Linked DNA regions of Mus musculus: region 1 is linked to region 2. Evidence: chromatin loops called from intact Hi-C (ENCODE). Cell type or tissue: heart. All regions are shown on one strand. Links, peaks and the distances in the headings refer to the core of each region. The heading gives the core; the rest is flanking DNA.

The links. A loop is a pair of places that touch in the nucleus more often than their neighbours do. Peaks named below come from ENCODE experiments on the same cell type or tissue, not always from the same donor. Only the 100,000 strongest peaks of a DNase experiment are listed, where the experiment ranks them.
Region 1: it touches region 2 in a loop (5-fold over the local background); 4 of 42 quality-filtered maps call a loop at or near these places.

The regions. Positions count from the first base shown.
Region 1 is chr17:75,607,843-75,624,734 of GRCm38, reverse strand. No RefSeq gene overlaps it. Among named protein-coding and RNA genes, the nearest start is that of Fam98a, 64 kb to the right of the region's middle. In heart, for the core only: CTCF peaks have their summits at 5,106, 7,316 (motif pointing left) and 9,209 (motif pointing left); no DNase peak of the experiment used is centred there.
Region 2 is chr17:75,772,471-75,789,362 of GRCm38, reverse strand. No RefSeq gene overlaps it. Among named protein-coding and RNA genes, the nearest start is that of Gm4710, 80 kb to the left of the region's middle. In heart, for the core only: a CTCF peak has its summit at 9,376; no DNase peak of the experiment used is centred there.

The DNA of each region.
Region 1 (16,892 bases), core at 3,493-11,492, 160 kb after region 2:
ATATATCTATCACCAAGCCCAGTTCTTCAAGCAACTTTTGAACATGCTGATTTCATTTCACTTCCTTTGGTTTTATCACTGGTAGCAGAGGAGGGTCTATTTTTAGTATTACAGAAGCCTTCATAACTGTTTCCATAACTACTATACTAGTTTATGTCCCCATTGGTATATAAGACTCACATTTTTAATAGGAAGGTATAGAAGATTTCCTTCTGCAGTGAAAATCTTAGCTAACATTGAGAATTCCCCTACTTCTTAATATCAAAGTAGGACTTGCATCACATTAAACTATTGTGAATTAGACCCCAAATACCAAAAAATAATGATAAGGTAACTCATGTATGTTATGCCTTCATCCATGTAATCATGCCACAAATAAGTCTTGAGAGCTGCCTCTGCACAGGAGTTCTGCATTCTAGGGGAACTTACACAAGATGTGAAGTCACTTACTTGGAGGAGTTCCTAACATTCTTGTGGGAGGAGCATGTTCTAAGCAAATGCACACCGCCTGTTCAAGCGCTGGAAATAAAAGGAAGGCAAAGACTTGGTGGCAGAAGGGTAGCCAGTGTCACCTTGCTGGAAAAGTCTTCATTCTCTTGTCTTGAGTTTAAGCAACTCTTCTTTAATACCTGTGGTGATCATCATCATACAAATCATCAACTTGACAGACCCTAGTATTACCTAGAAAACTGATCAGGTCTGTGAGCGTACCTGTGGGAGTATCTTGGTTACACTAATTAAGGTAGGAAGACCCGTCTTAACCATGGGCAGGACCACTCTCTGGTGGGAATCTCAACTGTATAAAACAGAAAAAGGAACTGACCAGCTAAGCAGCAGTGAATATTTTTCCATCTCCATTTCCTCATTCTGGGACCAGATGCTTCAAGCTCCAGATGTCCGGCCTTACCCATCATAAAAGACAGTACTTTGAACTGTGAACCAAAATAAGGCCTTACTCCCTCCATTTGCTTTTTGCCAGGGTCTCAAGCCACAGCAACAGGAAAGCAACAATGGCAGCTCCCAGTACAGCTCTTTCCCTATTTACTTGTACTAAACTTAGAACAATGCTAAATAATAATAATTAATAATAATAATAAAATAAAAATTAAGAAAAATAAACTTCCCAAATTCCCCAAATGTGTAGAACTAAGCAAGTGTTGAGTCATGGTGTGTGAAGTGAACCAAGTCCCCATCCTTACCTCAAAGCTAAGCTGGAGAAGCAAGACTAAAGATCAAAGAAAGAAGCATTAACATCTCCAAGTTCCACCACATTCCTTCACAGTTGCCTGGCTCCAATCTGACCCTCACTTTTTGTTTTTCCAGTTGTAGGAGGGGAAGGAGCTTTATAGAGACACAAAATAGAGGCAGAAAAACAAGCACAACTCGACTCTTGTGAGCGCCATTTCTGTTGCTTTATGTCACCTGTTTATGATACGCTGCTTTCGATTGATTTATATTTGTATAAATATCTCATGATATGCTTTATTTCATGCTTTCCTGATATGAGAATTAATATATGGAAAACAGCTCAATAGCAACACACACATACATCCTAGGAAAAACATTCCAACCTAAGCGATAAGCTGCTTACATGTGTTTGTCAGAGCTACTGGTAAATTAAGAATCTCCCTTACTCATTCCATTCTGTCTCCTACATGGATAGAAATCCACCACATCGTCGTCACCTTCAACCAAGGAACAAGGAAGCCCAGAAAGGCTTTGGCTTTGTTTGCATCTGTCTAATTTGACTTAGATAGAATTGTCACCTCCCACCACAACATTTTAATAAACGATTGCATGTTACCACTCCCCAAGTGTCAGCTGATAAAATTCTACCTCAGAAGTTATTATCCTTCAAGGCACTCCTGCTGTCCCCAGTTGCAAAACACAGACACACACACCTGATGTTTAGGCGAGTTCAGAATGCCACCTTTGTGGCTTCTATATGTAAATGCTGTTGCTTCTTAACTGGAATATTCACCATAAGAAAAAAGCAAAGATCCTCAAATGGGCAAGTGTGTATAAAATTCAAAAACATGCTTAATGTGCAGGTTGTACTGGTTAAACAAAGAGTCATTAATGAAGCAGTTTAGGGGCTTCTATCCTTGCTGTTTCATCATTTGGATGGATCAGTGTTCAATGTTTACCCTTTTTGCAGTATACCAAACCATATTGGACAATTCAAGGGGGTCAGAAATAGTGACTGCATAGCATAGATGAGTGAGAAGAAAATAATGGGATCGCTGACATAGTGTCACTCCTAATGGGGGTGTTTTGTTTTGTTTTGTTTTGTTTTGTTTTGTTTTGTTTTGTTTTGTTTTAAAAGACAAGGTCTCCTCTGTAGCCAGGCTGGCTAGAAATTCACTCTGTAGCCCCAGTTGCCTACAACTTGAAGCAATCCTCCTGCCTCAGCCTTCAAGTCATGGAACTATGTACATGAATCACAAAACCTGGATTACTTTTGAAGAATTCACTCTTTTCTCTTTTTAAGAAGACATTTTGGTTGGAAATGCTTTCTCTTTTTTCCCATGTTTTTATTTCTTGACGCTTTCATGTATGAATACAATGTATTGTTTTCGTACACACTCCTATTGCCCTCTCTTATTTCCATCTTAATCCTGATTACTTCCAACTAGCCTTCCTCCTGCTTTAATGTTTTTGGGGATGGAGTGGGGTGGGGACAGGGGGTGTCTTGTGCCATGAGCCAGAGCTGCCACCTGCTCCTGATTCCAACAGTCCTGTCATTAGCACACCTCACCAGCCCCTGACTCTTCCATAATGTTCCCTGAACACACCCTGTCCTGAGTGTTTGAGTTTATACCCGTAGATTAGTGCTGCTCCCAGCCATGGTCAAAGAACTTCTTTTTACATTTAAGTGATTGATGCAGAAACGTATACATCTACATGTGCACATGCAGGTCACAAGAGGGCATCAAATCCCTTTATAGATGGCCATGAGCCTCCATATGGTTGCTAGGAATTGAACTCAGGACCTCTGGAAGAGCAGCCAGTGCTCTTAAACACTAAGCCATCTCAGTGAGCCTGAAACTTATAAGTTGAAGTGCTGAGAACTAATGGCTATTGTGTAATTGGTTCGCCTTAGCAGACTGATTCACTGTCTTGATCTGAAAAGCTGGTTCCATTACCACCTTGGCACAAGAACTGTTTGAGTCTGGCTGCATAGGAGTGTGTGGTAGCTAATTCTCACTGGCACCTTTATAGGGTGTTAAATTTTTATTTTATTTTTTTTTTTATGTGTATGAGTGTTTTGCCTGCATGTATGTCTATGAACCCGGTGGCCAGAAGAGGGCATCATATCCCCTGGAACTGGAGTTACAAATAGTTTTGAGCTGCAATATGGATGGTAGGAATTGAACCTATGTCCTCTGCAAAAGCAGTGAGTGTTTTAAACCACTGAGTCTTCCTCGTGCTAGTCCCTGACTTTGTAATTTCAGATTAAATGTTTTATGGGGTAGAACTAACGATTTCTAAGGAAGCCAACGTGAGCAAACATTCATGGGCGAATTCTTTCTTGGCATGTTTGTGATCACCAACCCTGTAAGCAAGAGGACTCTTAGCACTGACTAAGCACAGATGGGATGATGGCCTACCCGTCTGTATTCTCCTCTCCAAAATGAGAAAGACTTTAGAGAAAGTCTGGAATACACAGCCATATATCCAGTATGTGATACAAAGGAAGCATTGGAGACACTTGGGTGAATCATTGGCCGATGAAATAAGGACAGATTTCCAAGAGGCACGGAAAGACAGGTGTATCTGGAGATGTAAGAAAATAAGTACTAAAACACTGGTGACCAGAAACAATGACCACGAAGAGGGAAACGGAACCCCTGAAGGACTTACAAAACTTACATGACCACCTCAGAGGCCATTCAGATGGCTGGCATTACTTTCAGTGTAGAGAGAACAGAGGTAAAGAGAAAATGATGTGTGGTCAAACCCAATGAGATTATAATCTAAGTCACAGTGAACAGTCAGCATCATTGGTCTAGAACCAAGATGCATATACCATACTATTCTAGTTTGATTCTGTTGCTGAAGCAAACACCAATACCCAAAGCAACTTGGGGAGGAAAGGGGTTTCTTTCAACTTATAATTCCAAGTCAGATCCATCCCTGAGGAAAGTTAAGGCAGGAACTCAAGCAGGTGTCCTAGAGAAGCTCTGCTTACTGTGTTTTCACTGGCTCATGCTCGACATCAACCAAGACCTTGCTCACAAAAATGACCTCAGGCCAATCCAATGTAGGTCACTTTTTGGTTGAGGCTCCCTTTGCCTGGGTGTCTCCAGGTTGTGTCACCTTAACAATGAAAACTAACTGGAACACAAACTGTCTTAGAGCTTCATTGCTGTGAAAAGACGTCATGACCAAGGAAACTCTTACACTGGGACAACATTTAATTGGGGCTGGCTTACAGGTTCAGAGGTTCAGTCCAGTATCATCAAGATGGGAGCATCCAGGCAGGTATGGCACTAGAGAAGCTGAGAGGTCTATCTCTTATTCCGAAGACAGCGCTCCTCCAGCAGGTGGGGGGGGGGGGGCCTCAAAGCCCAACACCCAAAATGACCCACTTCCTCCAACAAGGCCACACCTCCTAATAGTGCCATTCTGTGGGCCAAGCATATTCAAACCACCACACATACTAAGTGATAAAGGAACAAATACTAGAAAACCTGTACAGCAGCACAGAGTAAGCATTAGAAGACCACAGAGTGAGCCTTAGATGACAAACATAATGAAAGAAGTGGGGTGTGCGTATGCACACGCATGCACATATGTGTGCAGTGCACATGCCACAATATACCTGTAAAGGTCAGAGAACAACTTTTAGAAGTCAGTTCTCTTCCTTGCACCATGCTGAAGCAATCTGTCTTGTTGTTGCTCTGCATTGCACAGTCTCTCTTGCAGACTAGCTGGCCTCTGAGCTGCCTGGCAGTTCTCATGGCCCTGCTTTCTATTCTCGTCTAAGAGTTCTAGGATTACAAATATGCAGAACAATACCTCACATTTTCCATGCGCTCTGGGGATAGAATCTGGATAGTTGGGCATGCTCAGTGGGTGCTTTTAACCACTGCGCCATCTTGCTGCCAGCACCTGTAATGCAGGCTCTAATGGATTGATCAGGAAGAATAGAGTGTTTTCAGGAACTATGAGGTGCCCTGTGAGAGAAACAGGAATGCCCCTAAGACAATGAGGAAAGAAGATTCTAAGACCAATAAAGATGTAATATTTGAAGAGGCAAAGATACTCAATATACAAGCAGAGAGGCCACAACCCTAGCACTAAGCCTGGTGATTCCCTATGAGTAAATGAGCTACAGGTCTTGGCGATGCCTCAATCACAAGCTAGCACTTTTAAGAATGAGAGCACAGCACCATCAGCCCCGCCCCTTTGAACATACAGCCATTCATACTTATCAAGTGAACATGTCTCTGCAAGACCAAGAAGCAGTACCACAGTACTCTTTACCAAGCAGATCAACAATATAGCTCCCTCTTGTCTCCTGAGTTCTTAATGTTCCCTAGAAATGGGGCTGACAGGATGATTCGGTGCTAAAATGCTTGCGTTGCAAGCATGTGGGCCTGAATTTAACCCCCCCCCCCGAGAATTCACATTTAAAAAGAAAAAGGAAAAGCCAGATGTCAGTGTATTTATTTATTATCCCAGCCCTGGCAAGGAGGAGACATGAAGTTCTAGCTGGCCAACCAGTCACCCTGAACTGGCAAGCTGTAGCCCAGTGAAATGGTCTTGTCTCAAAAATCTAGGTGGACAGTTGCTGAAGTGGTCATCTGACCTCCATACACACATGCATGTACACCCACAAACCCACATGCATACACAGGCACACACAAACACAAAAGTTCTGGTTTTGATAAATTTAAAGAGAAATGAAGATTCTTTAGTTTAAAATAGTTGCCTTTTAGACTCACTTCTGTAGTTAAATGAAAGGATAACCACAGCTTCCGTTTGAGGTCACTTCCTGGTACACCATTCATGCCCTTACATAATGCCTTCTAGGGATGCTGGGTTGGCTCTGGAAGATGCTTAGGTCATCCAGAAACCTCTCACAAAACCAACTTACATCAGGGTCTTGAATATTTTTGTATTGTAGAATGCTTCCGTGCTCTGCGTGTAACTCTGTCAGAACCTTATTTCTAAATCCACAATTAAAGTATTTTGAAAATATTATAGAATGATACATGCATCTCTCTATAAGCATGTTAATAAAAAATTCAATAGAATGGGGTCTCAGGCATAACTTTCATGTAATGTTGAGTGAGAGAAATAATTCCATGTGCTACAAGTGTGACATCAAGATAGCTGTGATTCTTATGAGGTTCACTGGGCCTTGCTTCCATTTCTTACTTTTAAAATGCACTTCAAGTAGATGTAATTTCTTCACTTCAAGTTCCTGGACCACAGGCTTTTAGCTATGAACATCCAAAAGGCCTGGGTTAAGAACTTCTTGATTGAGAGCAGGTTAAAAGCTTAGAAAGAAAAGGCAGTATTAACTTATTCTAATATTATGTCACTTAGGGTACATTTTCCAGCATTTAAATAATAGTGCTAATGAATGTAATTGCTGCTTGTATAGTGAATATAGAATTATCCTTTCTACTCATGCTTTTGAATCTCCCAAGTGCTCAGTGCTTAAGCAGTTCTGACACTCTGTTCTAAAGGAAATGATAAGGTAATTTTTGTACAGTGCACATTCGTCTTAAATTACTTCCAAGGACACTTACATCTCAAAAGACTTGCTTTCTAATGTCTCCAACTTCAAGATAGATACAGGGATGGGTTTCATGGCAAATATTACAGACATCGGGACTAACTACCCCCATTAAGTCAATCTATCTGTAATTGCACCGTCTGTAACATTTAGACTTGCCCAGATTTAGTGGATGACTTCCTTGCAAAACTCTATAAATACCAAATGTCAATAAAATGTCATCTACAACACAAGATATTTCAAATGTTTGCTAATTGCAATTCCCGGTTTTCAGGCATTGAAGCATTTTCCTGAAAGGGGACACAGTCATCAAAATAGCACATATTGTTCCTTGTGCACACAACTACTAGCAGCCCGTCCCATTGATAATCTTATTTCTTTCACAAAAACCTCACCACCAATGGTAATGGTGACTTCGCTTTCTCACTTGACGACAGCTGACAGTAGTGATCAAGCTGATAGGGTCGGAGTTGGGAAGATTTTCCAGGATCAATTGCTTATTAAAGAAGAAAGTGTCAGCGCATGGGTCTAAGTGTGATCACTTATGTAAGACTGCCCTCTAGTGACTCATCCAGAGAACAGGAACGAAAGGAATGCTGGCCTCTTGGAGAAGCATAAGTCTCTTTAAAAGTAATTTTAAATGTCTTGACATGCCTTTAATCCCAGGACTTGGGAAGCAGAGGCAAGTGGATTTCTGAGTTCAAGGCCAGCCTGGTCTACAGAATGAGTTCCAGGAGAGCCAAGGCTACACAGAGAAACCTCGTCTCAAAAAATGAAAAACAAAACAAAACAAAATAAAAACAACAACAAAAACAATGTCTTGGTTGGTTGGTTGGTTGGTTGGTTGGTTGGGGAGCTTTGAGAGGAGGATTCACTATATAGCTGTCAAGCCTGAAACCTACAAAAATACTCCTGCTTCCATTTCCTGAATCCTGATGTTGCAGGGGTGTGTTACTGAGTCCTGATAAATTCCTATTGGCAAACAACAATATGTGCTATTTTAAAAAAACAAACAAACAAACAAAAGACATGCAATGTGATAAAAGAGAATACTACAGAACACTGGAATGGATGATCAAATGAATCTGCATATCTGCCCACGGGACAGTTCAGCATCAGTGACCACCATCCTAGGAAGACAGATATGAAAAAATAAACTCCATGACCTCAAGGAAGTCCAAATATCATTATAAATGTGAGTATCGTGACAGCAGATGCTGGCGAGGATGTGGAGAAAGAGGAACACTCCTCCATTGTTGGTGGGATTGGAAGCTTGTACAACCACTCTGGAAATCAGTCTGGTGGTTCCTCAGAAATTGAACATAGTACTACCGGAGGATCAGCAATACCTCTCCTGGGCATATATCCAGAAGATGTTCCAACTAGTGATAAGAATACATGCTCCACTATGTTCATAGCAGCCTTATTTATAATAGTCAGAAGCTGGAAAGAACCCAGATGTCCCTCAACAGAGGAATGGATACAGAAAGTGTGGTACATTTACACAATGGAGTACTACTCAGCTATTAAAAACAATGAATTTATGAAATTCCTGGGCAAATGGATGGATTTGGAGGGTATCATCCTGAGGGAGGTAACCCAATCACAAAAGTACTCACATGATATGTAATCACTGATAAGTGGATATTAGCCCAGAAACTAGGACTACCCAAGATACAATTTGCAAAACACATGAAACTCAAGAAGAAGGAAGACCAAAGTGTGAACACTTCGCCCCTTCTTAGAATTGGGAACAAAACACCGATGGAAGGAGTTACAGAGACAAAGTTTGGAGCTGAGACGAAAGGATGGACCATCCAGAGACTATCCCACCCAGAGATCCATCCCATAATCAGCCACCAAATGCAGGCACTGTTGCATACGCCAGCAAGATTTTGCTGAAAGGACCCTGATATAGCTGTCTCTTGTAAGGCTATGCCGGTGCCTGGCAAACACAGAAGTGGATGCTCACAGTCAGCTAATGGATGGAATACAGGGCCACCAATAGAGGAGCTAGAGAAAGTACCCAAGGAGATGAAGGGGTCTGCAACCCTATAGGTGGAACAACAATATGAACTAACCAGTACCCCCAGAGCTCGTATCTCTAGCTGCATATGTAGCAGAAGATGGCCTAGTCGGCCGTTATTGGGAAGAGAGGCCCCTTGGTCTTGCACACTTTATATGCCCCAGTACAGGGGAACACCAGGGCCAAGCAGTGGGAGTGGGTGGGTAGGGGAGCAAGGTGGCGGGAGGGTATAGGGAACTTTCGGGATAGCATTTGAAATGTAAATGAAGAAAATACCTAATAAAAAATTGGAAAAAGAAAAAAATTGTAAGTAACCAAAGAGAGGCAGGAAAGAGTTAGCAAAGGGCTAGAAGGATGGCTGACAGCTAAGAATGGCCACTGCTCACAACTGACTTAATGCCTGCTCCAGAAGAATCTGATGCCCTCTTCTGGCCTCCTTGGGCATGGCACCCACCTGTTCAAACTCGTAAGACACACCCATACATAACACAATTTTAATTTTTTTGTTTTAAAGAAAGGACTCAGTAAGAATAGGAGAGCACAGATTTGCTCTCTAACAATATAAAGTAAAACATTATAGAGTAGTAATAAAAAATTTTATTCAAAATGGGCTTAATGACATGACTTCACAAAAGAAATCCCAAAACATTGTGGCTCCTGGATAGGTAATACAGTAAATCAAATACACTAAATGACATCATCAGTACTGAGTGTGGGTGCTGTGGCATCGAACAGCTGACAGTCAATGCTTTAACCTGGGGGGGGGGGCAGGGCATTTCTGACAAAAATCATAAAAGGTGTAGCACATCTCTAGCATCTTTTTATTGTTAATTACTTTATTTATTTCCTAAATGTTGCCTCCCCTCACAGTTCCGTCCCCCCTGTCCCCGCAGAGTTCTGTCCTGCAACCCTCTTCCCCTTTGCCTCTGAGAAGAAGCCCCCGGGCATCTTTCCTCCCTGAGGCATCAAGTCTCTTCAGGATTAGGTGCTACATATGTGCAGGGGGCCTCAGAGAAGCCTGTGTATGATCTTTGGTTGGTGGCTTAGTTTCTGAGAGCTCCCAAGGGTCCAGGTTAGCTGAAGCTGTTGGTCTTCCAATGGGGTTGCCATCCCCTTCAGTTCCTTCAATCCTTCCCCTATCTCTTCCATAGACGTCCCTGCCCTCAGGACAATGCTTGGCTGTCAGTATCTGCATCTATCTCAGTCAGCTCCAGGGTAGAACCTCTCAGAGGACAGCCATGCTCGGCTCCTGTCTCAAGCACGACATAGCATGAGGGAGAGTGTTAAGGAATGATGCTTACCCATGGGACGGATCCCAAGTTGGACCAGTCACTAGCCCACCATTCATTCAGTCTATGCTCCATTTTTGTCCCTGAATTTCTTTTAGACAGGAGCAATTTGGGGTCGAAAATTTAGAAGATCAGTTGGTGTCCCCATCCCTGCACTGGAGGAGCTGTCTAAATACTGGAAGTAGTCTCTTCAGGTTCTATCTCCTCACTGCTGGGCATTCTGATTAAGGTCACACACATTGAGTCCTGCGAGCCTCTCACATCTCAGGTCTCTGGGACTTTCTAGAGAGTCCTCTGACGCCCTCACCCAAGAACTACATATTTCCATTCATTCTCCTAGTCCTCTGTTTTTCTTTCCTGTCTACCCCCACACCCATTATCTGATCCCTCTCATCTTTTCTCCTTCCCCTCACTTCTTCCACCCAAGTCCCTCCCTCCTTCTGCCTTCCATGATGATTTTGTTCTCCTGTCTCACTGAAATTGAAGCATCCTCACTTGGCCCTTCCTTCTCATTTAACTTCTTAGGATCTGTGAGGTATATCAAGATTATTCTGTACCTTTGGGCTAGTATCCACTTACCATTGAGTACACGCCATTTGTATCCTTTGAGTCTGGGTTACCTCACTCAGGATGATATTTTCTAGTTCCATTCATTTGCCTGCAAAATTCATGATGTCCTCTTTTTAATACCTGAATAGCATCTTATTGTATAAATGAACCATATTTTCTGTATGCATTCTTAGGTTAAGATGGTTGCTCCATTTTCTGGCTATTATGAATATGGTTGCTATGAACACAGTGGAGCACATGTGATATCCAGGAGCATCTTTGGGGTATATGCCCAGGACCAGTATATCTATATCTTCAGGTAGAACACTTTCCAATTTTCTGAGGAACCATTAGATTGATTTCCAGAAATAGTTGTACCAGTTTCCAATCCCACCAACTATGGAGAGTGTTCCCCTTTCTCCATATCCTCACCAGCATGTGCTGTCATTTAAGTTTTTGATCTTAACCATTCTGACTAGTATAAGGTCATTTTGATTTGTATTTTCCTGATAATTAAGATATTGAGTATTTCTTTAAGGGCTTCTCAGCCATTTGAGATTTCCCTGTTGAGAATTTTCTGTTTAGCTCTGTACCCACATTTTTAAATCGAGTTATTTGGTTTTCTGGAGTCTAGCATCGTGAGTTCTTTATATACTTCGGATATTAGTCCTTTACCAGATGTAGGGTTAATGAAGACCTTTTCCCAGTCTGTAGGTTGCCATTTTGTCCTATTGACAATATCCTTTGCCTTATAGAAGATTTTCAGTTTCATGAGGTCCCATTTGTCAATTGTTGGTCTCAGAGCCTGAGCCATTGATGTTCTGTTTAGGAAATGTTCCCCTATGACAATGTGTTTGAGTTTCTTTCTCACATTCTCTTTTATTAGTTTCAGTGCACCTGGTTTTATGTTGAGGTTCTTGATCCACTTGGACTTGAACTTTGTATACCGTGATAAGTATAAATCAATTTGCATTCTTCTACTTGCAGTCTGCCAGTTAGACCAGCACCATTTGTTGAATATGCTTTTTTTTCATTATATAGTTTTGGCTTCTATATCAAATGTCATGTGTCCATAGGTGTGAGGGTTTATTTCTTGGTCTTTGATTCAATTCCATTGATCAACTTGCCTGTCTCTGTACCAATACCATCTGTTTGTTTGGTTTTTTTATCACTATTGCTCTGTAGTACAGCTTGAGGTTAGGAATGGTGATTCTGTCAGTTCTTGTATTGTTCAGAATCATTTTTTGTCTTCCATATTGTATTAGTTAAGGTTTTACTGCTGTGAACAGACACCATGACCAAGGCAAGTCATAAAAAAAATTTTTAATTGGGGCTGACTTACAGGTTCAGAGGTTCAGTCCATTATCATCAAGGTGAGAGCATGGCAGTATCCAGGCAGGCATGGCACTCAGAGCTGAGAATTCTATGTCTTCATCCAAAGGCTGTTAGTGGAAGACTGACTTCCAAGCAACTAGGGTGAGGATATTAAGCCCACACCCACAGTGACACACCCATTCCAACCAGGTCACACCTATTCCAACAAGGCCACATCTCCAAATGGTGCCACTCCCTGGCCCAAGAATATACAAACCATCACACATATGAAATTGAGAATTGCTCTTTCCATGTCTGTGAGGGATTGTATTGTAATTTTGATGGGAATTCCAGTGAATCTGTAGATTTTTTTAAGATGCCCATTCTTACTACATCTAAAATACAACTTCAGTAAAGTTGATAGGTATAAAATTAACTCAAAGAAATCAGTAGTCTTCTTTTATAGAAATGATAAATAGTTTGAGAAAGAAATTAGGAAAATAATACCCTTCACAACAGGCACAAATAATATAAAACACCTTGGTGTTACTCTAACCAAGCAAGTGAAAGATCTGTATGACAAGAACTTCAAGTCCCTGATGAAAGAAATCAAAAAAGAATTCAGAAAATGGAAAGATGTAGGCGTTCTCTGGTAGAATTTTGGGGGTTACTTATGTATGCAAATGTATCACTTATGAATAGTGATACCTTGACTTTTTCCTTTCCTATTTGTATCCCCTTGTTCTACTTTTGTTGTCTTATTGCTCTAGCTAGAACTGCAAGTACTATATTGAATAGATAGGAAGAGAATAGGCAGCTCTGTCTTGTCCATGATTTTAGTGGAACTGTTTTAAATTTCTCTCCATTTAATTTGATGTTGGCCATTGGCTTGCTGTATATTGCCTTTACTATGTTTAGGTATATACCTTCTATTCCTGATCTCTCTCTCTAAGACTGTTAACATTAAGGGTGTTGGATTTTGTCAAAGGCTTTTTCAGCATTTAATGAGATAATCATGTGATTTTTTTTTAGTTTGTTTATATAGTGGATTATGTTCAAGAATTTTCGTATGCTGAACCATCCCAGCATCCCCAGGATCATGATGAATGATGTTTTTGATGTGTTCTTGGATTTGGTTTGCAAGAATTTTATTGAGTATTTTTGTGTTAATGTTCATAAACAAAATTTGTCTGAAGTTCTCTTTCTTTTGGGGTCTTTGTGTGATTTAGGTATCAGAATAATTGAGGCTTCATGGAATGAAATAAATAGTGTTCCATCTCTTTCTATTTTTGTGAAATAGTTTAAGGAGTATTGGTATTAACTCTTCTTTGAAAATCAGATAGAATTCTACAATAAAACCATCTGGCACTGGGCCTCTTTTAAGTTGAGAGTTTATGTTACAGATGGTTGTGAGCTACCATGTGGTTGCTGGGAATTGAACTCAGAACTTCTAGAAGAGCAGTCAGTGCTCTTAACCAGTGAGCCATTTCTCCAGCCCCCTTGTTGGTACTCATTTCTTAATGACTGATTCTGTTTCCTTGTGGGTTATGGGACTGTTTAGATGATTTACCCGATCTTGATTTAACTTTGGCACACACAGTCTGTCTAGAAAGTCATCTATTTCATCGAGATTTTCAAGTTTTATATAGTATAGGCTTTTTTAGTAAAACCTGATTTTTTTTTAATTTCCTCAGTTTCTGTTATGTCTTCATTTTCATTTTGTTAATTTTGTTAATTTGGATACTGCCTCTGTGCCTTTTAGTTAGTTTAGCTAAGGGTTTATCAATCTTGTTGATTTTCTCAAAGAACCATCTCTTGGTTTTGCCGATTCTTCGTTTTGTTCTCTCTGTTTTTAACTGGTTGACTTCGGCCCAAAGTTTGACTATTTCCTGCCATCTACACTTCTTGCACGTTTTTTCTTCTTTTTGTTCTAGAACTTTCAGGTATGCTGTTAAGTTGCTAATATAGGATCTCTCCAATTTCTTCATGAAGGCATTTAGTGCTGTGCATTTTTCCACTTACAACTTCCTTCATTGTGTCCCATAAGTTTTGGTATGTTATGCCTTCATTTTCATTGAATTCTAGAAAGTCTTTAATTTCTTTATTTCTTCCATGACGTAGTTATCATTGAGTAGAGAGTTGTTCAGCTTCCATGTGTATGTGAGATTTCTGTTGTATTTGTTGTTATTGAAGTACAGCAAATACTATACTTAGTCTGTGGTAATCTCAAAAAATGCAAGGGATTATTTTGATCTTCTTGTATCTGTTGAGGCTTGTTTTATGTCTGATTATATGGTTAAGTTTGGCAAAGTTTCTGTGAGGTGCTGAGAAGAAGGTATATTCTGTCATTTTGGGGTGAGATTTTCTGTAGTTATCTGTTAACTCTATTTGGTTCATAGCTTCCACCTTCATTGTATCTCCGATTAGTTGCTGTTTTGATGACCTGACTATTGGTGAGAGTGGGGTGTTGAAGTCTCCCATTATTATTGTATATTTTGAGTTTTAGTAAAGTCTCTTTCACAAATCTGGATGCTGTTGCATTTGGATAGACGTTCAGAATTGAGACTTCATCTTGGTAGATTTTTCCTTTGATGAGTATGAATTGTCCTTCCCCATCTCATTTTATTACTTTTGGTTGAAAGCCTATCTTATTGGATATTAGAATGGCTAATTTCAGCTTGTTTCTTGGGACCATTTGTTTGGAAAGTTTTTTCCAACCCTTTTCTCTGAGGTAGTGTCTATCTCTGTTGCTGAGTTATGTTTCTTGTATGCAGCAGAATGGTGGATCCTGTTTACATACCCAGTCTGTTAGTCTGCATTTTTTCATTGGGGAACTGAGTCTTTTGATGTTGAGAGATATTAATGACCAATGATTGTTTAGTTACTGTTATTTTGTTATTGGGGGTAGTATTGTGTGTTATAGAGATTCTCTTCTTTTGGGTGTGTTGTGGTGGTATATATGTATGTATGTATGTATGAGATTCTCTTGTTTGGGTTTATTGTGGAATGATTGATTTCTTGTGTCTTCTTGAGTGTAGTTACTCTCCTTGTATTTGAATTTTCCTTCTAATATCCCCTGTAGGGCTGGATTAGTAGAAAGATATTCTTTACATCTATCATGGAATATCTTGGTTTCTCCATCTATGGTAATTGAGAGTTTTGCTGCATAAAGAAGTCTGGGCTGCTATCTGTGGTCTCTTAGGGTCTGCAAGACATCTGTTCAATATCTTCTGGCTTTTAGAATCTCTGTTGAGAAGTGTTTTCCTGATCCTTCCAGTTTCCATCTGTGCCTAGAGCTGGCCCTGTGCTTCAACTCCCCATAACCAAGTCTAGCTGGGAGAAAGCTGGTCTTCCTGGGGTGATGACACATCTGAAAGCACAGGTAAGATCACCACTTCTGCTCTATGGGATGTGCCAGAGCCCTCAGAACACAGGAACTGAGGAGCAGTCTGGGACAGGATCCTTCTGGTTTCCATCTACACCTAGATCTGACTCTGTGCCACAGCTCTCCATACCCAAATTCTTCCTAGAGAGAGATGGTCTCCCAGGAGTATTGACACAAAGTCTTACAGGAGGGGCAAGCCACAGTCAGAGATAGCAAAACCAAATAACACCAGAGATAGCCAGATGGTGAGAAGCAACTTTGAGAACATAAGCAACAGAAACCAAGGCTATTCAGCATCATCAGAATCCAGTTCTCCCACCAAAGCAAACCCTGGATATTCCAACACACTGTAAAAGCAAGACTCTGATTTAAAATCACATCTCATGATGATGATATAGGACTTTAAGGACATAAATAACTCCCTTAAAGAAATACAGGAGAACACAGCTAAACCGGTAGAAGCCCTTAAAGAAGAAACACAAAAATTCCTTAAAGAGTTACAGGAAAACACAACCAAACAGGTGAAGGAATTGAACAAAACCATCCAGGATCTAAAAATGGAAATAGAAACAATAAAGAAATCACAAAGGGGGCAATGCACATATGCCATAGATTCCTGTGGAAATAATGAGTGAAATCTTGTCACTTGTGGCAATGTAGATGGAACATAAGAGCACTGTGTTAAGCATTATGTAAGCCAGGCATAGAAAGGCAGGTACAACACACTTCTATTCATGTATGGAATGAGTTACCCAAGACTAAAGAGGGTTGGGGAGAAAACGGGAAATGGGTGAATTGTTTCTCAGGTAAAAATAGACAAGAGATAGAACTTCTAATGTGCTATTGCACAATGGGACAAATACAGGTCACAACCTTGTCCTATTTCTCAAGAAGCTAAAAGAGGGATTTTGAATTCACTCACGATTAAGAAGAGATAAGTGAGCCGGTCGTGGTGGCAGACGCCTTTAATCCCAGCACTCGGGAGGCAGAGACAGGCAGATTTCTGAGTTCGAGGCCAGCCTGGTCTACAAAGTGAGTTCCAGGACAGCCAGGGCTATTCAGAGAAACCCTGAAGAGGAAGAGGAAGAGGAAGAGGAAGAGGAAGAGGAAGAGGAAGAGGAAGAGGAAGAGGAAGAGGAAGAGATAAGTGGTGTTGTTGGGCTCTGATGTGGGGATGCTGAGAAGACACTGAGCAGCACAAAGCTTCAGGGTAGGTGCCCAACTGACAAGGGGCTCATGGCTAGAACCAACAACCCAGCTGGTTGCTGGGTTGTACAGAGCCAGAACAGCCAGTGTTAAAGGTTCACTGCTCACTGCTGAACATGAATACATAATTTGTGCCTTCAGTTTTGTCAAGGGGCCAGATGAAGAATTAATATCTTGGCCACATGGCAGTGTGGGTGAGGAGAAGACACGTAAAGTCCAGCCCACCACCATGTGACACAGGTGGGCTGTAGACACCTAGAGGCCAGCCTGCTGCCATGCCATACAGTGTGGACAGGGGAAGATACCCAGGAGCCCACCTGCTTCTATGCCATGTGACAGAGCAGGTGAGTGGAGGACACTAGAGGTCTTCCT
Region 2 (16,892 bases), core at 5,697-13,696:
TACTTAGAACTATAGATAGCTGAGTCACTCACACAGGAATTTACAGTGGCCTAGGGGAAGGTGGATATACAATAGACTAGAACTGGAACTATGGCAAGGGCATGAAGCCCTTGCCCATGGCTTCTAAGATTAAGCTGACCTTAGGTGGGGCTGCTTTTGATCGCTGTTGGTTACAGTTAGCTTTTAGTATGCATTCTTCTGTTTTGTTGTAATAGTAATTTTGCATCAGATAACTTCAGTGTACCTTGGATGGCCTTAATGGATTACTTCTCTGTTTTCCATAATATATAAGACTGATGCTCACTTTGACAAAATTGCATTCAGATACAGCACACTCCTTTGTGTCTGTGTCTATTTGACACCCCTTCTCGCTGACTCCCTGCCCCACCTATAACTGGAACCCTGATTTCTCCTGCGGATTGAGGGGGATCCGACTGAGGCCAGTTCACCGCAGACCATGACCCACAGGTTGAGAACCACTGTTCTAGAGGGAAGGAAAATAAAATAAATATATACTTCAAATTTGCTCTGAATAATTTCTAAAATTATACTAATCTCAGTTCTCCAAGGGAATCAACATTAAATACACTAGTGTAGCCAAATGATGAGCTCAATAATATAATCATAACTATGTGGCAGTACTAAGTTTATGAAATGATACACTATTGCCTGCTGGAATCTAATATTTGTGAGAGAGTGGGGTATCTATGCATGTACGATAGATTCCTGCACAGATTCCTGCACACGTGAAAACCAGGTGAGGATTACAAGTGTCAGGCTTCTTGCTCTGCCACCTTCAGCCTTATTCTTTTCAGTCAGGATCTCTCACAGAACCTGAAGCTAGCCTGGTAGATATCAAACCCCAGCAACCCTCCTATCTCCCTTCTGCAAACATTTTGTATTACAGATGCAAACATGCTAGTTCCCATGTTTTTATGTGGATGGAAGATTCACAGTTGCACAGCAAGAACTCTTATGAACTCTATCATCCTCAAGTCCTACAATATAATTTGATATCATCATTAATTAGCTCCCCTATTGAGGGAGGTGGGAGCTCAAAGAAAAGCAGTAGGAAAGAAGAATGAATTAGAATAATGCATATAATGACATATATGTGTAAACATGCTATAGTGAAATATTACTTTGTGTGCTAACTAAAAAAATTAATAAAAAAGTATAAACATATTCCCCATTGAAATCTAATGCTTGCACTGCTCTGCTGATATGCTCTGTATGAGATTTGCTTTGTATTTCAAATAAACTTTGTTAAAATGCCATCACAGCATAATTACAATAAATGATGATTCACAGTCATACATTTATTTCCTGTCATTTACCCCTGGTGTTTTTTTCCAATTTTAAATTTATTACTGACATTAATTAAAGCTAAAGTAGTCAAAACCCTGGGAACATCAGCAAAATTAAAAAAAAAAGTTGTGTTTGTATTTTTAGAACAGTTTTCTCTGAAAAAAAAAAAGTTTCAAAGTCTGAATGTGACTGATTTTGTATAAGAATACAACCAAAACAACTGTCATTTTTCAAGCAAGATTATTTTTCAAACAGACATCTAAAATGATGGGATAGCACAGTGGCTCAGTGGGTGAAGGTACTTTACCATGTAAAACTGGTACCTGGGATTTCATCGTTGGAATCCAGAGGTAGGAGAGAAGGTTCTCTGTGGGGCCATAAAAGGCAGCCTGTTTTGGTTGAATGAGGTTTGCTCTGGAGACGCAGTAAGAAACTCTACCACGGACAGAACAGTGAGCTACATTCCCAGAGCCAGGTGCCTGACACCACTGAGCCCCCAACTCCATAATCCTGTGACTATCAGTCATGCAGACAATGTCCCAAGCTTCTGGCATTCTGGCTAGACTCCACCCCCACAGTTACCTGACTATAATCAGGTATGCTCCTCCCCAGTTACCTGGCAACAGCAAGGTAGCCCAGCCCACTATAAAAGGGTCTCCTTAGCCCCTCCTCCCCTTTTTTAAGCTCTCACCTTTCTTACTCTCATCTCTAGCCTCCTTCTCTCTTTCCCTTCCCACCCTCTCCACATGACCACTGCTAGCCTCTCTCCCTCTTTCTACCTTCTCTCTTTCTCTCTGCCTTTCTACAATAAAGCTCTAAAACCATAGACTGTCTCTGCTCATCAAGGCCCACAGTGCTTAAAGGATGAGATAGGCTTTCCCCCACAGAGCCTTGACTAACCTCCCACCAGAAGGCCTTCCTACGCTAGGACTCTCACCCACATGGGAACCACCCAGCACCCCTATCTCCCTGCCCTCTCCTCCTTCCAGCCCTGGGGATGACAGAGCCACCCTGGGTCCCCCATTTTGTTCTCAGCTCTCCCGAGGTGTTCAGTGGTGTCTGGGTTGCCTGAACTGAAAACCTGTTATCTCTGGCCTCAGCTAGGCCCAGAGACCTCAAACTGCCCCTTGTCCATCCCCCCAGCAAGGTGGGGTTCTGTGGCTTCCCATAGCCAGATGCCTACCTAGGGCCATGTGGAAAGTGTGTGATCCACCCACGCAGAGCACAAGAACTCTGGTGGGGCGCAGGTTTTCTCCCACTCCCTTTATTCCCCGATGCCTGCCACCTCACAGTTCTCCATAGGATGCTTACTCCCACACACATCATACATACCCCTACCCCCACACATATACCACACACACACACACACACACATACCAATAATATTTTTTAAGAAATTGAGTTTGTGATCTTTATGATTGTACTATTTTTATATATGAAACATGGGGAGAGGGAAAGAGAGTTTGAAAGGGCAGAACTAGGCATTTACAATGAGATACAACAGTTAAAATGTAAGCTCTATGATACTGATGCTACAGTCTACACTAACGAATTGTAACCATAGCCACTGAGAGCATCCTGATGAGAACTAGCAACTGAATCCCCAGCATCCACATTAAAAACCCATAAGTAATGTAGCCCATCTGTACTCCCAGTGTGCCTGCAGCAGGGGGAAGGGATAGCTGAAGCAAACTCAGTTAGTTAGACTACCAGAATTGATACACTCTGCATTGAAATGGGAGACCCTGCCTCAATATGTAAGACAGAGAGCTTTAATTAATGTTAGTAACAAACTTAAAGTTGGAAAATCAGAATAGAAGGAGACGAATGTGCCGAAGTTGCTTGCTTGCTTTCAAGCTAGCCATCTCCATTCTTACACATCTCAAAGCCTACTGCCCAGGGAATGGTGCTACCCACAGTGGGCTTGGTCAATTAGCAATGTTCACGTTGCTCATTGGTCAATCTGGTCAAGGTCACCTCTAACTGAAACTCCCTTCTCAGGGGATGATAAGTTGTGGTAAGATGGAATTTAACAGTAACCATTACGATGGATATTTTTTAAAAAGTTCTACAAACATGTGCATTTATTTGAATTGAAGTTCAAATCATTATGATGTCTGTATCATTAAAGGTGATAGGAAAACAAACAGAGTCAACTAACGTGGACACTTGGGGGCTCTCAGAGTCTGAACCACCAACCAAAGAACATACACGGGCTGAACCTAGGCCTCCCTACATATATGTGGCAGATATGCAGCTTGATCTTCATGTGGCTCTTGAAAAAACTGGAATAGAGGCTATCCCAAAAGCTGTTGCCTCTATGTGGGAAATGTTCTACTAGTTGGGCTGTCTTGTCTGGCCTCCATGGGAAAGGAAGCCCCTAACCTTACAGAGACTTGACTTCCCCAGGGGGACCCCAACCTGTTCAGAGGAGAAGGGGATGGGAGAAGGTTTGTGGGAGTGGGTGACTATGAGAGGGCAGTGAGTGAGATGTAAACTGAATAAGTAAAAAAGAAAATTAATTAAAAATAAAAAGAAATCACTCTGGATTAATTATGCAAACCTATCATCATGCTGAAAACTAGCACTGACTAGAGTCTCTTTTGATTAGTTTTTTTAAAATGATGATGTTTATTTCTAAGTTTATAAATAAGCCTGTTACATTTTGATTTATTTTTCATGCTCGATTCTCAACTGGAGATGCTGTTGTCCTCCCTGCTACATTCTGAGATGTCTTCTACATTTCACCTGCATCCTCATCTTCCTTGGCATTACATATCATATTATTCCTCATCTATTCTCTTTCTTCCCATAACATTCTAAATTTATGGAGACAGAGAGATGATATTTTAAATATGTCTGTATCAGTCTCCAAATGTTTAGCTCCTAGGAAGCCTCCAAATGTGTACTAAATGAAAAGAAAAATTTCAAATTCTTTACTTTGAACCCCTAACAACATTTCTTTATTTCTTTTGACATACGCTGAAATCTAGTCCATCCCTAAAGTTAATAAATTTAATTTAAAAATCTGTCTCTTAGCTACTTTCACCTTCCCAGAGCATTTTCCAACTATAGACATAATTCTCTTTAGAGCTGGGCTATTTAGGTAAGTTCTAAGTTACATTAAGACAAACAGCTCGTTTTTATAAAATGATCTTAGAAAATATAGAATAACATTCAACATCAACGTTTCATACCTTAACCCTCAAGACATGACACACATATTATAAGTTTATTCACTGAACACACTCTAGCCCCAGAAGAATAGTTGATTCCATATACACACACCAAAAACCTGCCTTAACATTCCAGGAGATATAGACAGTTTCCAACCTTCAAGTTTCAACTTTATTAAGGCATAAAAGTGATGTATGTTAAGTAAAAACTATACTTTGAATTTAGAATGTTGGTCTTTCTTTCTCCAGGATACTAATAGGATGTAGACTCATGATGCCAGGCTGTAGACACAAGACACACATCCCAATCAGCCATGTGACAATGAAGGTAAATAAATGATTCTCTACAGGAACACAGTGTTCCTGAGCTCTGATATTCAATAGACTAGGTACAGTAAATGCATTTTTCAGTCTATAGGATTTTGGTCCACCATGGGCTGGAAGAGGGCAAGCAAAATCTCAAATGGTGTCCATCAAATACATTAGTCCCTTAGTCATTGTCAGATCATTATTGTTCTGTGTCTATTGTGATGTTGTATTTACCTGAACTTAACTGAGCCATAGGGCAATCAGGTATCTAGTTAAACATCTCTATGAATGTCTGTATAGATTGTTTAACGAATAGGTTTGCATTTGAGTTAGAGGACTAAGTAAGTCTATCAACTTTCCTAATCAGTGTTCCCTTCTCCTCAAACACGTGACTGAAACAAAAGCACTGTAAGATTGCCATGGGCTGACCTTCCTGTTGAGCTGGATTATTGGTTTTCTGTCCTCAGCCTATAATTCACACAGTTGGCTCTTATGAGCATCCAGCTTTGGAATCTCTGGGGATCTTGGAATTTCTTGGCCACTGTAAGCACATGGTCCAATTCCTTATCGTCAATATCTCTCATTCTGTCTCCACAGAAACCTGAATTAACACATGACTGCCATAAGCATTATGAAGCTCTGAAGATGTCCTGTGGTCTCCTTGCCTTTTTACTCCACACTCAGCCCAACTGTGTGCTATGAGTACTATATAAATACACTGTTAACTAAATTCACAGAGAAACAAAATTCACTGTTACAAACCCTTACCGAGAAGATAATGTATCAGTATAAGTAATATTGATCGTCAAACTCATCAGAAGATGGGAAGGGAGCTTGTATTTTCTCTCAGCAGAGGACAGCTGAGCCAATTCTTCTTAGGAGCATCCTCGGTGCTTTCAATTACCACAGAATTTCCTAAATGGTCAGAAAAGATACAGAGGTGCAAAAAGCAGAGTTCCATTTGACAAACCATAGCAGAATGAAAATTAAACAACAGGAACTTTGCGAAGCTTTTCATTCCTAATATAAAATTGCTGATGCCAAGAAATGCTTGCTGATGGGAGCCTGGTATAGCTGTCCTCTGAGAAGCTCTGCCAGCACCTGAGTAATACAGATGCAGATACTCACAGCCAACCATCAGACTGAGCACAGGGATCACAATGGAAGAGTTAGGGGAAGGACTGAAGGAGCTGAAGGGGGTTGTGACCCAATAGGAAGAAAAACTATCAACTAACTGGACTCCCCAGAGGTCCCAGGAACTAAACCACCAACCAAAGAGTATACATGACTGGGTCCATGGCTCCATCCACATATGCGGCAGAGGATTGCCTTATCTGCCATCAATAGGAGGAAAAGGCCTTGGTCCTGTGAAGGCTTGGTGCCCCAGTGTAGGGGGATGCTAGAAGGGTAGGGCAAGAATGAGGGAGAGCACCCTCTTAGAAGCATGGGGAGGAGGATGGGTTGGGAGGTTTGCGGAGGGAAAACCAGGAAGGGGAATAACATTTGAAATGTAAATAAAATAACCAATAAAAATTTTCACTTAAAATATACATTTTATTTTTTTTCATTTGTGTGTGTGTGTGTGTGAGAGAGAGAGAGAGAGAGACAGAGAGAGAGAGAGAGAGAGAGAGAGAGAGAGAGAGAGACTTGGCAGCAAATATCTTTATGTACTGAGCCATTGTATCCATCTTTGCTGCTTTGTGGCTCTTTTTGCCACACTTTATCCCACCAGTTTCCCTCCATCACACTAGATAGGAGAATATCAAGAAAAGAGAGGAAAGAGGGATTAGGAAAATTCATAAATCTAATCTATTTCCTTTTGTTTCATTTTTGACCACCGCTACTAACAAAATGCAACCAACCTCCCTAATCAGGCAACAACCACACACCACACCTATCGGGGCTATAGCATTTTTATACCCTTTGAAAAGTTCTCAGAATTCCAAACATCACACAATCACAGAAACTATCTGTAGCTGGCAAAAACATGTCTCTGCTAGAGTATGAGGCAAATCATAGCCATCTGCTTCAGTCAGTCCAAAGTATCCTGACATCCCCACAAATGGGATTAAAACAGAGCCACTTTCTCATAATCTTTCTCTGTTTTTTTTTTTTTCTAAGAAACCAAAATTCAAAAATTGTCACTAGAAGCCATTTTGCATCTTTGTTCTTTTCTGTGTATGAGAACAATGACAGGAGGAGAAAGCCAAGGACAGCTAGTGCAATGATGTAGTGGGTAGAAGCAAAAAAAAAAAAAAAAAAAAATCAAGAATTAGGAATGTTGATCTTTAAAGACAGCCTTTGCAAGGCAGCCTTAATACTTCTTTCTCCATAAATTTTAGAATCCAGGTTACTCAGCCATAGCCATGGTCATTTTGCAGTAGAGTCTTTGGAATTCAAGGTGCATAAATCCAATTAAAAATATTCCTTCCGTTTGGCCAGACTAACCCACTGAGTAGGCACTGGGATAGATGAAATGCTTCCTGACTTTGGAAAAATAAAAATGGTTTTCCATAAAATTAATTTAAAAACTTGGTTCCCAAATAACCTTCAGGGAGAGCCTGACATGACCTTGAGTAGAGACCTAGCTGTTGGTTCTACTTCTCCTTTCAAAAGCAATGTTGTTGAACTGTATAAACAATAAGTCACTGGAATTCCAAATTTAAAAGGAAGGAAACCTTGAAACATCCTGCTTCTTGGAAAAGATCAACCTGGAACCTAAATATAACCTGGAATTGGCACAGCAAATGAATACAGATTAAATCCCACCAATTCGCACTGCCCTTATCTATGGAGCAGTAAGTTCAACTTTCTGTGGCTGTACAAACAGACACCCCTTGCCAGCCATTTAGTGATACCCCATGTCGATGTTATATAAGTGAAACCAGTTGCCTTTCTGGGTTTTGTTTTGTTCATTTTGTTATAAGGCCAACATTTAACATGGTTCTGAGTAAATTGATATACCTATTCTCCACCAATTTTGACTAGTTTAGAAATATTTTCATTGAAAATGTGTTAAAACCCTCATTCTCATAGTCAGAGTTGACATAAAAATCCAGAGAATTGAAAAGGATTCAGTACTTCATGCAAAGAACATAACTAATTAGTGAAAGCTAATCTGTTGTACAAGATTAACCGTCCATTTAATCCAAGAAGAAACACTAGAAGAAGGCTTTCTGCATAAATGTGCAGAGGTTGAAATACATCCACTCCAAAGTAATTCTCTGCTGATTGGAAAGACTGAAACACATAATTAGAGTTAGGAGTGAATACAGGTGATAAGTCATAAGAGGAAAACCTATATGTAATATAGGATGAAATCCCATACAGAGGAAATCCCACTCCTATGGTGTCAGGGAATGTTCCCAAATGCAGCGTGATCACATTCCATATAAATGTACACAAAGAACCATAGACATACATAACCTCTGAGTGTTGACAAACACAAATGGAAACTGTGCACAGAAAACAAATCTTGAGCTTCAAAATGATTCTAGAGATGACTAGAGGAAGATACAAAACCAGAGATGAAATATTAGGCAGATTAAAAATAATGAGTAGTCATTAAAAATAAAGCAGATGAACTCAACATGGCCACTGCATAGGGAGCTGGCAGAACACTCACTTTTAATAGTGTGATCATTCTCCACCAGCCTAATGATGCATATCTTGAATGGGCCCTGCTACACTGCTTAGTCAAGGTCATCTTGGTCAGAGTCAAATTAGTGGCATCATGGTTAGAGTCACAATAGTGGCATCATGGTTAAAGTCATAGTAGTTGGAAAGGTGGTTTATCTAAAACATGGAGTGTAGGGATTTTCCCTCCCTTACCAGGAGACGTTGTTTCCAAAGGATGTGACTCTCTCACTCAAGATGAAGGTGAGAAAGCCATAGATTACCTTTTCTATCCTCCAGCATCTTAGCTCCAAATGAAGGTATATTGGAAGGGACAATGCAAGCATGTGGCATGATGCGTGTCTGTTATCTCAGATCCACGGCCAGGATCTGAGGATCCCTGAAGTTCATTATCCAGCTACTCTCTGGCTGAATAAATGAGCTCTACCTTCCGTGAGATGCCTCCCCAACACTGAAAATAAAATACAGTGGAAACTGTCTAGTGAAGGCATCCAACATTGACTACTGGCCTCCACCAGCACAAGTCCATATGTGCACGTGCATCTGCTGCAGTCATTTGTACACACAGACATGTACAGACACCACAAAGAGAGAAATAAACTATGTTAATAAATAAATAACAGAACGACTTATAAATTTTGTTAGTAATGTTGTTGTTAGTAATAATTGAAAAATGAAAATAATACAAATATCCACAACTGACAAATCAACAGACAGGATATGCTTTGCCCATACTACGGAATTTGCTCAGAGATTATAAGTAATGAAAAGCTGCTCCAGGTATAAATGGATCACCTTAAAACATGCAAAATGAAAGAAACTGTCACAGGAGGTCACACCCTCTACCTTAGCACTTATGTGAGATGTTCAGACTCGGCAAACTTAAATGAACAGAAAATGCATTTCTAGTTCCTTAAGATTGGGAAGCACAGTAAAAGTGGAGGTGACCGCTAGGGGGCCAAAATGCTCTTTCAATAGGGTGATGCAAATGTTCTAAAATACAGTTGTGGCCATGGCTCCAGAGTCCTACAAACATAACCAAACCCTTTGAATTACACACTTTCAGTGAGTGAATTATGTGGTATATAAATTCTATCTCAACAAAGCTATTAATGGAAAGATCAATGCACTCCAGAGTAGTGCAGTTGGCATTTCTAGTTCCTGGCTCAGAACTGTTCCCACCACCACTGCATACCTCACCTATCCCCTTTGGGAGATGTGGACATGGCAGTTCTACCAAGGGACGGAAATCTGTGAAAAATCAACAGCTTCACTTCTACAAGAACAGAACCAGGGTCTAGACAGGGGTTGCTCATTGTGCATTATCATCCTCCCCTGGGGTTTCCCAGACCTCACACCATTGGCTTGTAGTCAGTGAGTCTTTGTGATAAAGTACTGTTGTGTGTTGAAGTATAACATTTAGTATCATCTAGGACCAGGTTGCTCTAGTAGTGAATAGTCACCCTTCCCAAGTGTGGCAGTCGTAGTACCTCCTACCTTTCTTTAATGTCTCTGGAGAACAACACTGTCCCTGACTGAAAATCACTATTCCAGATTCGTAATTCACACTGTACAAAACAACATGAAGTGCAACAGAACTATATGTAAGAGAAAAATCATACAACTTCTAGAATGAAACAAGAAACAACAATTTATTTGCCTGTAATTTAGGTGAGGGCTGCTTTGCTATAATGCCAAAGAAAAGACAAACTCTGAGGTACTTGGCTTCAGTAAAATTAAAAAGTGACTGCTTTTAAAGTCACTACTCAGAAAATGAAATGACCAGCCACGGCCTGGACAAAATATTTACTAACAGTAGAGGTGAAAAAGATCATATGTGCAAAATATATAAAGAACTCATAAAACTCAATAATATGGCAAACAATCCAAATTTTAAAAATGAGCAGAAATTCTAGAAAGGACCTCTCCAAGGAAGATTTACAAAAGCAATGTCATCAGTCATTAGCTAACTGTAAGTCAAAACAAAAAAATACTATGGCAAGGCATAGTAGCATATGCCTGAAATCCCAGCACTAGGGAAGTTAAGGCAGGAGGCTACAAGTTTGAGAATAGCCTGTAGATTGGAATGAAACTCTGTCTCAAGAGGGACAAGACAATAGACACGATCTTCAAAGTGACTCTGCTGTGAGCAGAATGGAGTGGCTTTAAATGTCCAATATGGAAGACATCTGTTGGTGTGGCTGAAGAGAATAACAAGTGTGCACTGCCTTGGAAATCTACAATGATGAAACTGTTCTGAGAATAGCTTGGCTCCTCCTTTCACAATAACATGGGAACTTTATAACCTGGAAAACTCATATATAGAAATTGACCAGAGAGATAGTGCTGATGTAATCCTAAGCAAAGACCCGTGTCTAGATAGTCATGGAAACATTATATGTTATAGGCAAAAACTGATGCCAGTCCAAATATCCACCAGGTCATAAACCAATAAACAGAACATGGTATGTCCACATAGTGTAATTCTATTTAATGATAAATTAAATAAAGCACTGATGCTTGTTTGAAAAAAAAATCAATGAACCTTAGTGATATTTTGCTAAGTGGAAGGAAGTGGGTATGAAAGAATTTTCTAGAATAGAAAGAGTTCTATAAGAGGATTGTGATAATGATTACATTATCCCATGGATTTGTTAAAAATATTGAGTTGGACATTTAAAATGGATTACAGAACTTACCAAGAACTCACCAAGCAATGGAGCATTCTATAAAAGCAGGATTACTGCAGCTGGGTAATGGAGATCACTCTGCTACTCCTTTTATGGCAGGCCTCCCCAACTGTATCTGTAGTTTCTCGTCCTACTGTGTGAGTTACTCGATTATCAACCTGCACACCATGCATGGCTCAGTGATGCTTCTACTGACTACTGTCAGAAAGTCAATAGCAACCACATGCTATGCCACAAGGCTAATGAGCCATCACTTCATGTCATTCCTTATGCACTGCACTATTTCGTGTCATCACAAGAAGAGAGAGTACCATAGGATGAGAGAGGGAGAGAGGGAGAGAGAGAGAGGGAGAGAGAGAGGGAGAGAGAGAGAGAGAGAGAGATTACACTCATGTAGTGTTAAGTACAAAGTGTGGTTGAAAATGCCCATTGCCCTTTTTCTTTATTGGTCATTGCTCATCCTTCACTGAGCTTAATCGGTCGATTAAAATTGGGAGCTGAAGAAATAGGTCAGTAAGTAAAGTGCTTGTTGTAAAAACATGAAGACCTCAGTATGATCCCTGCGTGTACATAGAAAATCAAGCATGGTCATGTGCTTCTAGCCCTGCTCTGGAGAAGCAGAGATGGGATGATCTGTGGAGTTCACTAGGTAGGCAGCCTAGCCTAGTTGCAATGTGGACTCTCCTGGTGAATGATAACCAAGGCTGAACTCCTGCCTCCACAGACACAAGCACCTGCAGATGTAAACACATACACACACCAAGCACACACAACTACATAGAAATTTTAAAATCCTTATTTATTTGTTTATTTATTTATTAAAATTTACCACACCAGGCGTGGTGGCGCACACCTTTAATCCCAGCACTCAGGAGGCAGAGGCAGGTGGATTTCTGAGTTGGAGGCCAGCATGGTCTACAAAGTGAGTTCCAGGACAACCAGGGCTACACAGAGAAACCCTGTCTCAAAACAAACAAACAAACAAACAAACAAACAAATTTACAACAAGATTGTACACATGGAAGGAGACAGAAGAGAGTTTTGAGGGTTTAGCGATGGGTGGGTAAGGTTTCAATCCTCACGTGGGCATCTTTGAATACAGTCCTTGTGGATGATAGGGGCCTAATCTACTTCTATTTACATTTAAAATTAGAAATACCAGTCCACTCAGGTACCTGTATGCCTCATATCCCAGTATAGCCCTCCCAACAGATTTGGGAAACCGGTTTATAAAAAGGCTAAAAACGGCTGGATTTTCCTAAACATTTTGATGACTGCAAGATAATTTACATAATATGATATTAACGACAGCAGAGCTTCCTCAGGAAATCTTAAATCCTCCTAATAGAGGAATCTTGGCAGGTTCTTCCTTGCAAATGCCTGCCAAACAGGAGCCGAGAGTTATTTAAAATTCCCTCACCAGGCTGAAGTTGTGGCCAACGGCTTCAGCATTTTAACACTCTCTTCTGCTAACTAGACTCAACACTTCCCACAAAAAAAGTCTCGCTTTTTTTTTCCTGTTTTCTTTTTTGTTTCCTGAGAGTTGACATTCTCTGGAGTTTTGCGTTTAACACGATTCTAACTTTTCTTGAGAAAGACTAACATGGGATGGAGACTACAGATGTGAGTGCAGACCTGGGTTTGGCCAAGGTCCAAAACCTCTGAGTTGTCTCACCGTCAGCAGAGTTCTTTTTTCTTCATCTGCAACACAGTAAAAATTTAACCTGATGGTGCTTGGCTATTGAATTATTGAGTCACCTGTGCAACACAAGTAGCTACCAACCCAACAAACAGAAGCTCTAAAACACAGCTGCATTGCTCATTGCAGCCATCTTAAAGGGAGGCTTTTATTTCATAATAAAATGGAGTACATCTGTGATGTTTTGAGACAACCCCAGTTACCTTTGAACTTGTGATCCTCCTGCCTCAGCTCTCAAGTATGACCCTTAGTAGGGTCTGCACCCCTGTACCTTGCATGTTTGTACAATCTTGTTACAGCCTGTGAGCCAGATTTCAAACCCACCTTTGCTGATAAGAGAAATGGAATCTGATAGGACTCTTGATCCTTATAGTAAGCTTAGCAAAATAATTGTGTGCCCTTTTATTTTTGTCGTATATTGATAAATTAATGTATATTATAAGAGCACAAATTTACGCTATAATTTTAATATACTGTAGAATGACTAAACCAACTATTATATATGATTAACTATTTAACCTTTTAAGATAATATTTTTATTTAATCTTTTAAAAGTATTGCATTTAAATAATATCATTTGTTGTATCCATCTACCATTACCTGCCTCCAACCCAACTCTGACTGCTACACTTCATCCTGTCTCCCTGCTCATTCCTGGCTTCTGTTTCGCTACTAGTAACCTCTTGAGTTTAATTAGCTCTTAACTTCTTTTATTTAGACTGAATTTTCCTATGTAGTCCAGGCTGGCCTTGAACTCAGAATCCTCCTATGTTAGCCTCCCAAGTGCTAGGCATGCAGGTGTGATCCACTATGCTGAGCAAATATTTAACTTGTTTTGCAATGAGAACACTTACGATGGACTCTCTTGGAATACTGAAATTCGTAATACTCAGTTATCAGCTACATTTACCATTGTGCAATACATCATCAAAAAACAAACAGGAAAAAAAAAGACAATCAGGCTCAGTTACCCTTTATAATTGAAACATATAAAATATGCTCACTCTCCACCAAATGGTAATCCATAGAAAACTGGTAGTAGGCCACCGACAAGCCCATAGTACTTTAATCTCAAGCACCTAGTATGTCATCATTAGACATTAATTATTATTGCACTCTGCCTTTGTGAATTCAGTTGTTTAATTCCACAAATCAATGAGAATATACAGCATGTACCGTTCTGTATCTGCCTAATTTCACTTAGCATATGCTTCTCCAGTTTTATCCATGTTTTGACAGATGATAAAACTCTTTTTAAAGTTTGTCTGTGTGTGTGTGTGTGTGTATGTGTGTGTGTATGTGTGTGTGTGTGTGCGTATGTGTGTGTGTGTGTGTGTGTGTGTGTGTGTATTCCTTAGATGATCCCGCAGTTTGACTACTATGAACAAAAACTGTGAGAATCAAGATATCTCTTCAAAATCAGGAAGTGGGGTTTGGGGGTAGTACAGGAATTTATTTTTAATCTTTAAGGAACATTTAGACTGTTTCCTGCCTCCTCCCCTCCTCCCTTCAGGTACACGAATTCCAGTGTGACAATAGCCTTGTCCTATACTTCACATCACCAGAGTCTAGAACTGTGAGTGACAGAGAAAACTCTCACAAAGTAATAATCCACTGAGTACTTGAGTGGATGAATAAATACAATCTGAGCTATTAAGTTAAAGCTTGTACCATTTACTTGCCTTAATTTGTTTCTTTTGTAGCAGGGAAACCTGTCAGAAATGCCTAGAAACAAAATATATCTTCACAAGGTATCTATTTCCAATGTATAATTTAATGGTAACAAAATAAGAAAAATAATCACAAAGTTGATAAATCTCTTACCTCCAGCAGTCCATATCTTTCACAAAGTACACTCTGAGGATGGCAGCAGTGAGGATAAGGTCTATACAGTAATTTGAATGCTAGTTCCCTAGTTTACTAAATTTAGTGGGTTAATCTAGTTACAGAATGACTAATAAGAATTCAGAAAGACTCTAAGCTAGAAAGTGGGAGTTCACAATTTGTCTACAAACTCTAGAAAAAAAAAACAGAGTTGACTCAGGTGATTGATAAGGTAGAAATCAAAATCTTCCTAATACTTCTTTGTTACCTTGGAAGAAAGGAAACTGATGCTATGATTATTTAACTTTTCCATTTATCCCACACCCTTGTGGATAACCCATGGCAGCTGAACAAATCAAGCAAATATGAGTGAGAGACCAAATATTTTGGGTTCAGACTCCATCTTAAAGAACCTGACCTAAGGTTGAACGCACATTAACTAACAGGCTGGTACCTAGCATCAGTTTCCAGGCTACCCACCACTAAGACCTATGTCTACCAGATTCCAGGTTACTTCCCAATGAAACCTAAGTCTAGCATTAGTTTCCAGGTTATTCCCCAACAAATCTATACCCCTCAGGTAACAAGCCTATCTCTGGCACTTCACTTTCTAACTTCACTTTCTAACAACCATTAATCAGGAGGAAAACAGAAGTTAATGTTTTGGCTCCCAGCACCATCAATTATGCTAAAGACCATAATGGCCCCTCAGTCAGATGTGTACCAGGGCTAGCTACCCACTTCTTGCCTCTATAAATGTGTGCCTAAAACTGGGTTCTGGCCTCCCTCCACCTTCCTGCAGTGTCAGAGTTGGGGGGAGCCCAAGCTCAAACTTGAATAAAGAGACCTTAATGTGATTGCATCGATATCAGCTCCTTGGTGGTCTTTTGCTGTTCATGAACGTTTCCTGGCCCAACATGAGAACAAAGCTATCAGAGCACATGTCAGACTGAATAAATTTAGAAACACACCTTTATGATTTGGGTAAAAGTAATTGCCTCAGTTGTCTAAAGCCTACTGATCACTGTGCCTCTGACTTCCAACACTTGCTCCTCCAGGCCAACATGGCAAGCCACCAAAGATGCTAGATTCCTAGATGGTGTAGACCAGACAGTTGCCAAGAGTCATACAAACTTGCTTACAACAATGTCCTCTCACTACCAGCTACACAAGTTCAGAAGAAACTGATGGGCTAAAGACAAGAAATTAAGCTGAAAAATCTAGAAGGAAGGTAATTCAATAACTGATCATTCTTGGTTCCACTCTTCTTGCCCAGCATATATATACTGTTGCCAAACATGGTCAAATTAGAAAGACTAGCCCCAACCTTGATGAGTAAGTCAAGACCGGAATTTTTTAATGAGAATTTTTAATGGCCCAGTATTAGCATGTCCCTAAAATATTCTAGCAGAGCTCAGACATGCCGGCTTTCTTACTGTGAAATGTAAGGAGGTATATATTCCACCTCAGCTAGATAGGAGTTTTACTGGATCTTGGGAGGGGGGGAGTAAATAATATACTTCACTTGAACTCTAAACACTCAGTTATAAACCCAAGTTTCAACAAGACACACTTTCAGAAAATCATAGCACAGATGTTACTGGGAATCCCTCTGAGGGACTTGGCAAGGAACACTTTCATTCTATCCTTGGCAGGAAGGGTACAGGGAACACTCTTGCAATCTGGAATTTGCCCATTCTACCAGACTACCCATCATATTATCTGTTTCCTCTGGCTGTATCAGAGAGCACTGAAGACTGTCCTCTTGTGAATGCAAAGAACACCTGAGCTCCCTCACAAATCTTGACAACACCCCTACAAAAAGCAGCCACCATTATCAATATGTGCAGTTTCACATTTGTCATTGTGCATACTGGGTTTAAACCAGCAAAGAGGAAAGCCAGAGAATGATTGACTCTTTCAACATGTATTCAGAGTTTAAACCAACAAAGAGCAAATATGGTCATTAACTGTAATGGAGACACATAGTCTCAACCCAAAACCTAAAAAGGGGACAATATGTGGAAATACAATCTTTGAGACTGTAAGTGGTGAAAATGAGATCACACTAGATTAGGGCAAGAGAGATGAATCTACCTACTGATGTCTTTAAATGAGAAGACACAGTCAGAAGAGTGTTGGGTGGAGAATGCTTCATGGACAGGTGGCATCTACTCAAATCCAGGAAAAAGGAAGGCAAAGAGGCTTTTCTCAAGAGCTTGTGTGGATCAGGCACAGCTCTGCTAACAT